Linked DNA regions of Homo sapiens: region 1 is linked to region 2. The links are chromatin contacts, found by Hi-C or POLR2A ChIA-PET in ENCODE. All regions are on one chromosome and are shown on one strand. Each heading gives the region's core, a stretch centred on a gene start or an enhancer-like site at or near the end of the contact. The rest is flanking DNA. Distances are from core to core; before and after follow the strand shown. Region 1 overlaps TSHZ2 (teashirt zinc finger homeobox 2). Region 2 overlaps TSHZ2 (teashirt zinc finger homeobox 2).

Region 1 (2,700 bases), core at 155-2,654, 93 kb before region 2:
GAGTTGCTGAGTGAATGCCCTGCTGGAAAGAGGTGGCAACAACATAGCTCCAGCTAATCTCGTCATCTGCGAATATAGAACCAATGCGGTAGATGTTTGGATTTTGCAAAAGAATATGAGAAATTGAATTTTTATGCGAAATCACCTGATTGACAAATTTTGGCAATGCTGTGTACATTATTATTACGATTATCTATTTATTTAGTGGTTTGTGTGGGCCGAACAAATAAGTCGGCAAGCCGAATTCATTTGCCCCTGTGCCAACTGTTGTAAAGTTTGATCTTGCTTAATGCATCTCAATGTTTCCCATCTCTCAATTTGAATTATAATAGGTGCCAGCTGAGACCATGTGGTTGGTGCAGCACACACACAGCTCTGTTCCTTGAAAGCTACTCAAAGCAAATGTTCTAATCACAGGTGAGAGGCCCTCAGCCTATAGGCGTAGTCTTTAGAAAACAAATTTAGTGCAGAATAAAGGACAACATCATGACTTGAAAGAACCAGACTTGAGACTGTTTGTAAAGTGCAGCCTGCCATTTGCGGCTCCTTCAAAGGAGCCTCGGCTTTCTCACTCTTAAAAAGGAGGGTGTTGGGCTAGCCAGTCTCCTTTCTCCCAAAGTAAAATACTTGTCTGTATTGTTCAGGGAGGAGAATCTATGCTTTGGGATGTGAAAGCCTAGGTCTGACTCTCCTTTCTAACATAAATTAGATTTGCATAACTTCCTTCAACCTTAGTTTTTTTGTTTGCAAAGGTGAGGATAAAACCAGTAATGATATCACAGGATTATGTGAAACTTAAATGAGATAGTAAGTCAGATAACTCTGTGTAAACCAGGGGTTACAAGCAGGGGCAGTGGATCAAATGTAGCCCTTAGCCATATTTTGTTTGGCCCATGAATTGTTTCAAAATCAGAGAAATTTCACACTTAAGGATAGATGCCTTCTGAGAAGTTCTGACGTTACTGGCCCTGTGTGGTTGCGTGGCAGAGCTTTACCGCTTTTGCCTCCTCTAGACTGAGCACCAGGGATCTGCCATGGTCCCCATCCACTCCTTATATTGCGCCTGGCTCTCTGCACTTTCTGCCATTATTTGTCTGTGGGTTTGCAGCCCCTGGCAAATTAAGTGATGTGCAACGGTTCACTGGCGTTGCTGTTCTGATTATTGTTGTTCTTCCATCTGTTATCCCTTTCTGCTTGTGAGCCACATATTCGCTTCTTTGGGGCTCAGTTATCTGGTCTTTAAAATGGGAATAATAATATCTCACTTGCCTAGAGCCAGGGGGCTGTCGGGTGAGGCCAGGCCCCTTCTGCTCCCTGAGCGCCCAGAAGTGGGGCGTCCGACCAGCAGAGGGCGCTGGTACGAAAGGCTGCAGGTGCTGGCATCGGCCAAGCGCAGACAGGTGGGGCCGCGGCAGGTGCGGCTCTCGCACTATCCCCCTTTCACAACTTGGGAGGACACAGCTTCACCGGGTGGGCCTGACAGCGAGCAATTACTCATCCATCGATACAGCCGCACATCACCAGCAATGTGACTTTCTGGAATATGTAATGCGACCACAGACTTTCTAATGCCGCAGCCTGACAATCAGACACTAAAAATAACAAACGGGCCCGCTCAGGAACAGAAAGACACGGCCTCTTTGGAAACTGGGGATGGGCCGTTTCCAACTCTGCTCACCGCTGGAGCCCTGCACGGAATTCTCCGGGCGGTGAAGTGAGTCGCCAGGAGCTGCCAGGGGCTGCAGGGAGAGTTCCCGCATTTGAAGGGTGTGTTCACTTTTAGACAACTCAGTCCCAGCAAGATGTAGACAAATTGGAGCAAGTTCAGAGAAGAACAACCCACATGATTAAGGGGAAAGAGGATTGATTTATAGAGAAATATTAAAGCAGCCAAACATGTCTGCGCTGTGTTCTCCAGGTGACAAATCAGAGAGTGACACATTGTGGGGCTCCATGCACCTTTGAGAGGTGTAAACATCAGGGGATGAGAAACTAGCTCAGTGCAAGGAGCTTTTCACAGCATTTTCTAAGATGGCATTAACACCAGAAAATGTTCCTGGCTGGTGAAGGGTTGGTTGGGTCGCACCTATGCTTGAGAACCCTTTGTTGTCCTGATTTTGCCTGGCATAAAATGACATATCCTAGCTAGGGGTTCACATTTGTGGCCTTCAGTGCTCTGGCTGTGGCCTATTTTTCCTTGTATGTTCACGTCCTTGACTTTCTGCCAGGGATTCCGCCACCCCAGTCCCATTTGTCCTCACTCCAGCTTTACCTGACTACCTGTCTTACTCCTCCATCAGGAACTGAAATGCTTAGGAGCCAACAATGGCTTGGCTGGTGAAGTGAGGTGTGGAGAGGGCTGGGGAAGACAACAGGACCAGCAATTGCAAGGTGAGAACAGATGACAGGGACATTCCTTGGGTGTTGACTTCATAGAATGCTGAAATACTAGTGTCTTATTAAAAAGTGAGCTGGCCCCCCACTGTTTTCTATTCCTCATTCTGAGGAAGAGCTAAGGTCGTGCCTTTCTGTCCTCCAGATATGAGTCTCTGGGAATTTGACTGGGGAAGAAGGTCTTGGCCAAAATGAAGAATTCTGGGAGAAGAGGAATCAGACATCAGAGACAGGTGTTTGGCCTTAGGGGAAAAAGGGCAGGAGCTCAACCCTAGGAGAAAGACTGGGAATTAGGCCTGGGACCCC
Region 2 (2,700 bases), core at 97-2,596:
GGTTGCCTGATAGTATAAAATACTTAAGAACCCCTGCAGGAACGTAGGGTGGGAAAGAGCCTGAGGTAGGAAGCCAGGCCATTTGGGCTCAATTCATGATTATTCAATAATAGTAATACAGCGAGCAACCAGAAAGTGCTTGCCATGTGCCAGGCAATGTTCTAAAAGCTTCACAGGCATTAAATGTACTTCACCTTTGTAATCATTCTGTGAGACTCATCCTTTTACTATTCTTTACAAGAAAAGGAAACTGAGGCTCAGAGAGAGTAAGTAACATGCCCAAGGCCACTCAGCGGGTAACCAGGAGAGATGAGACTTATGCCCAGGGAGGACTTGCTGTTGACTTCTCTCCTCTACGGCCTTTCACAATATCTCTTTGTAATTATTAATAATTAGCAATAATATAAACCATTAGTAATAATATAAACAAGAACTTTCTATGCAACATTCATTTAATCCTCAAAATCACCCTATAAATTAAGCATTATGATTATTATCATCCTCATTTTCGAGATGACAAAATCGCATTCCAAAAGAGGTTGAGTAAATTGGCCAAAGCAATATAGCTTGAAAGTGATGCCAAATCCAGGTCACTGCCTGCTTTTGTAAATAAAGTTTTATTGGCACAGAGCCACACCCATTTGCTTACAAATTATCTATGGCTACTTCCTCTCAACAGCAGCAGAGTTGAGTGGTTGTTGCATGGTCTGCAAAGCCTAAAATATTTACTATTTGGCCCTTTACAGAAAAAGTTTGCTAACCTCCTAACAATCACGTGTTATGCCCACTCCCTGGCTGTGTCTGTCACTTTCTGGCTGACAGTGTGGCCCTGGGAAAGAAGTCACCTAAATCTCCATGTCTTCAGGTGGAAAATGGGCATGTAGCATCATCAACATCTTAGGATGGTTGTGAAGATAAAATGCAAAGAAAGAGTTTAGTATAGGTTCTGCTACCTGACAAAGGTTCAGAAAATCTTTATTGCTATATGATGACTATTGTTATAACTTGAGTCTATAACTAGGGCTTCATGCCATATTCTAAAAAGTCTAATCATCCGTAAAGCCAAGTTGGCAATTCCTGGTCATGTCGATGATGCATGGAGAGAGCTCCTCCTGATGCTAGGTTTGCATTTAGCTCTTCAAAAATGTGATCTGTCTCTCAGATTAGGACAACACTGCCCTCTGGAACAAACCAGTCACTGATCAGTGACCTAGTCCTTCCAGATGCATCAGCACTGCTTGAGCAGTTTGTTCATTAGGAATGAAATTCAGCCTCCAAATGGATTCAAGTGATTGGGACTAAATCTGGGTCCCAAATTGCCCAACAGAAGCCTGATTGCAGACATGCAGGGGGGTTCAAACCCATTGGAAAAGAGTACAGTTAAGCAAGAGAGATCCCCAGTGGGTAGTGAAGGGCCGGCCCAGGAAAGATAGCAGGATTACATAAAATGCATTTTTTAGGAGGAAAGAATGCCAACCCTATTTCCCTGCATGCTGCTTCCCAGGGAAACACTGGCTGACGCTAAAAGGGAGTTGTCTTCCCTAAGCTATGTCAACAGAGGAAAAGAGAAAATTAAGATGATTACATATGTTTAGGGGAAATTCGGGTGTTTTGGCTTGAAGTTTGCTTTCTCTATCAACCATATTAAGCAGGCAATTACCCAACGCTCCATTTGGCCTGGAAGATGCTGCATTAACACGGAGAATTGTTTTTATAAGCACCTTTTAAAAATTAAGGCAGTAGAGTCATGCACTTAGGAGTCCAGTTTTGGAACCAGGCATGTATGGGTTCAAAGCCCAGCCACCTTACTTTCAGGCTCTGGCCCTACACAAATTGTTTCATTCTTCCAGCTTCAGTTCCATAATTCGGGAAATGGGGTAGTGCTTGTTTTATGGGCCCCAGTACTTCAGTTCTCTAGCTATGCCCTTTGCCGGCTAACTTACTTGTATCTTCCTACTCTGACTGTAGGCTTGACTGTGCCATGTTGTCTACTGGGATGTTAGCAAGTGTGATGCAAACAAAAACTTGAAAAATGCTTACCTGAATGGACTTGTTCAGGCTTTTACCCTCAGCCATTGATGTAAGAAGAAAATGCCTAGGTTAGCCTGCTCCACAATTACACAGGTGTGATATGGGACCAAGTTGTCCTAGCCATCATAGTTGAGGCTGTCCTAGATCAGCCAACCGATAGTCAATCCCCTAAACATGTCAGTGAGTCCAGTCCAGACAAGCAGAGGCTGTAATCCCTCATGGAAGCTGATCATACGTTTATTGAAGAGGACCAACTGAGATCAGCCCAGCTCTAGCCCAGGTCATCTGTACTCCACAGACTGGTGAGCTAAAAAAATGTTAAAGTTTATGGCACTGAGATTTGGAGGTTTTGGTTATGGAGCACTGTCCTGTCAATAGATAACTGACACGGATGAGAATATTTACTTCATAGAAGTTGCTTTGAAAAATAGATGAGACAATACCTACTGAGATCCAGCACAGAGCTGATGGAGAGGTGGCTGGAGAAGCCGGATTGGTGACAGTGAGGAGATACTTCTGTGATTTAATCCGTGTTTTGTCTCCAACCCATTCATGTAGTTATGGGTGGTGCTTCTTATGTCAGGGAAGGGAAGTGGAAGAGTAGAAAGCGGAAATACCCAGTACCTCCCCCAGTTTTTATTTCCAAAAGTTTAAATCTCTAGGGAAGCT

What was found. Hi-C counts contacts between places; a loop is a spot of excess contacts on that map. ChIA-PET counts read pairs that join two places held with the same protein, here RNA polymerase II (POLR2A). Pooled maps may share reads with other maps.
Region 1: a loop to region 2 is called in a map of K562, with 3 times the contacts of the local background. The contact joins two enhancer-like sites. A Hi-C loop is called at or near these places in 1 of 168 maps with a recorded cell type or tissue (K562), 7 of 37 single-sample maps with no recorded cell type and 4 of 50 pooled maps. POLR2A ChIA-PET finds 5 or more read pairs at or near these places in 1 of 52 experiments (Panc1).

The regions. Positions count from the first base shown.
Region 1 is chr20:53,215,920-53,218,619 of GRCh38, reverse strand. The region is part of intron 1 of TSHZ2 (teashirt zinc finger homeobox 2); the gene reads right to left. Among named protein-coding and RNA genes, the nearest start is that of TSHZ2, 240 kb to the right of the region's middle. Within about 2 kb of position 1,404, at least 2 of the 41 ENCODE cell types and tissues checked have a DNase peak (open chromatin) inside an H3K27ac peak, as active enhancers do.
Region 2 is chr20:53,122,922-53,125,621 of GRCh38, reverse strand. The region is part of intron 1 of TSHZ2 (teashirt zinc finger homeobox 2); the gene reads right to left. Among named protein-coding and RNA genes, the nearest start is that of TSHZ2, 150 kb to the right of the region's middle. Within about 2 kb of position 1,346, at least 2 of the 41 ENCODE cell types and tissues checked have a DNase peak (open chromatin) inside an H3K27ac peak, as active enhancers do.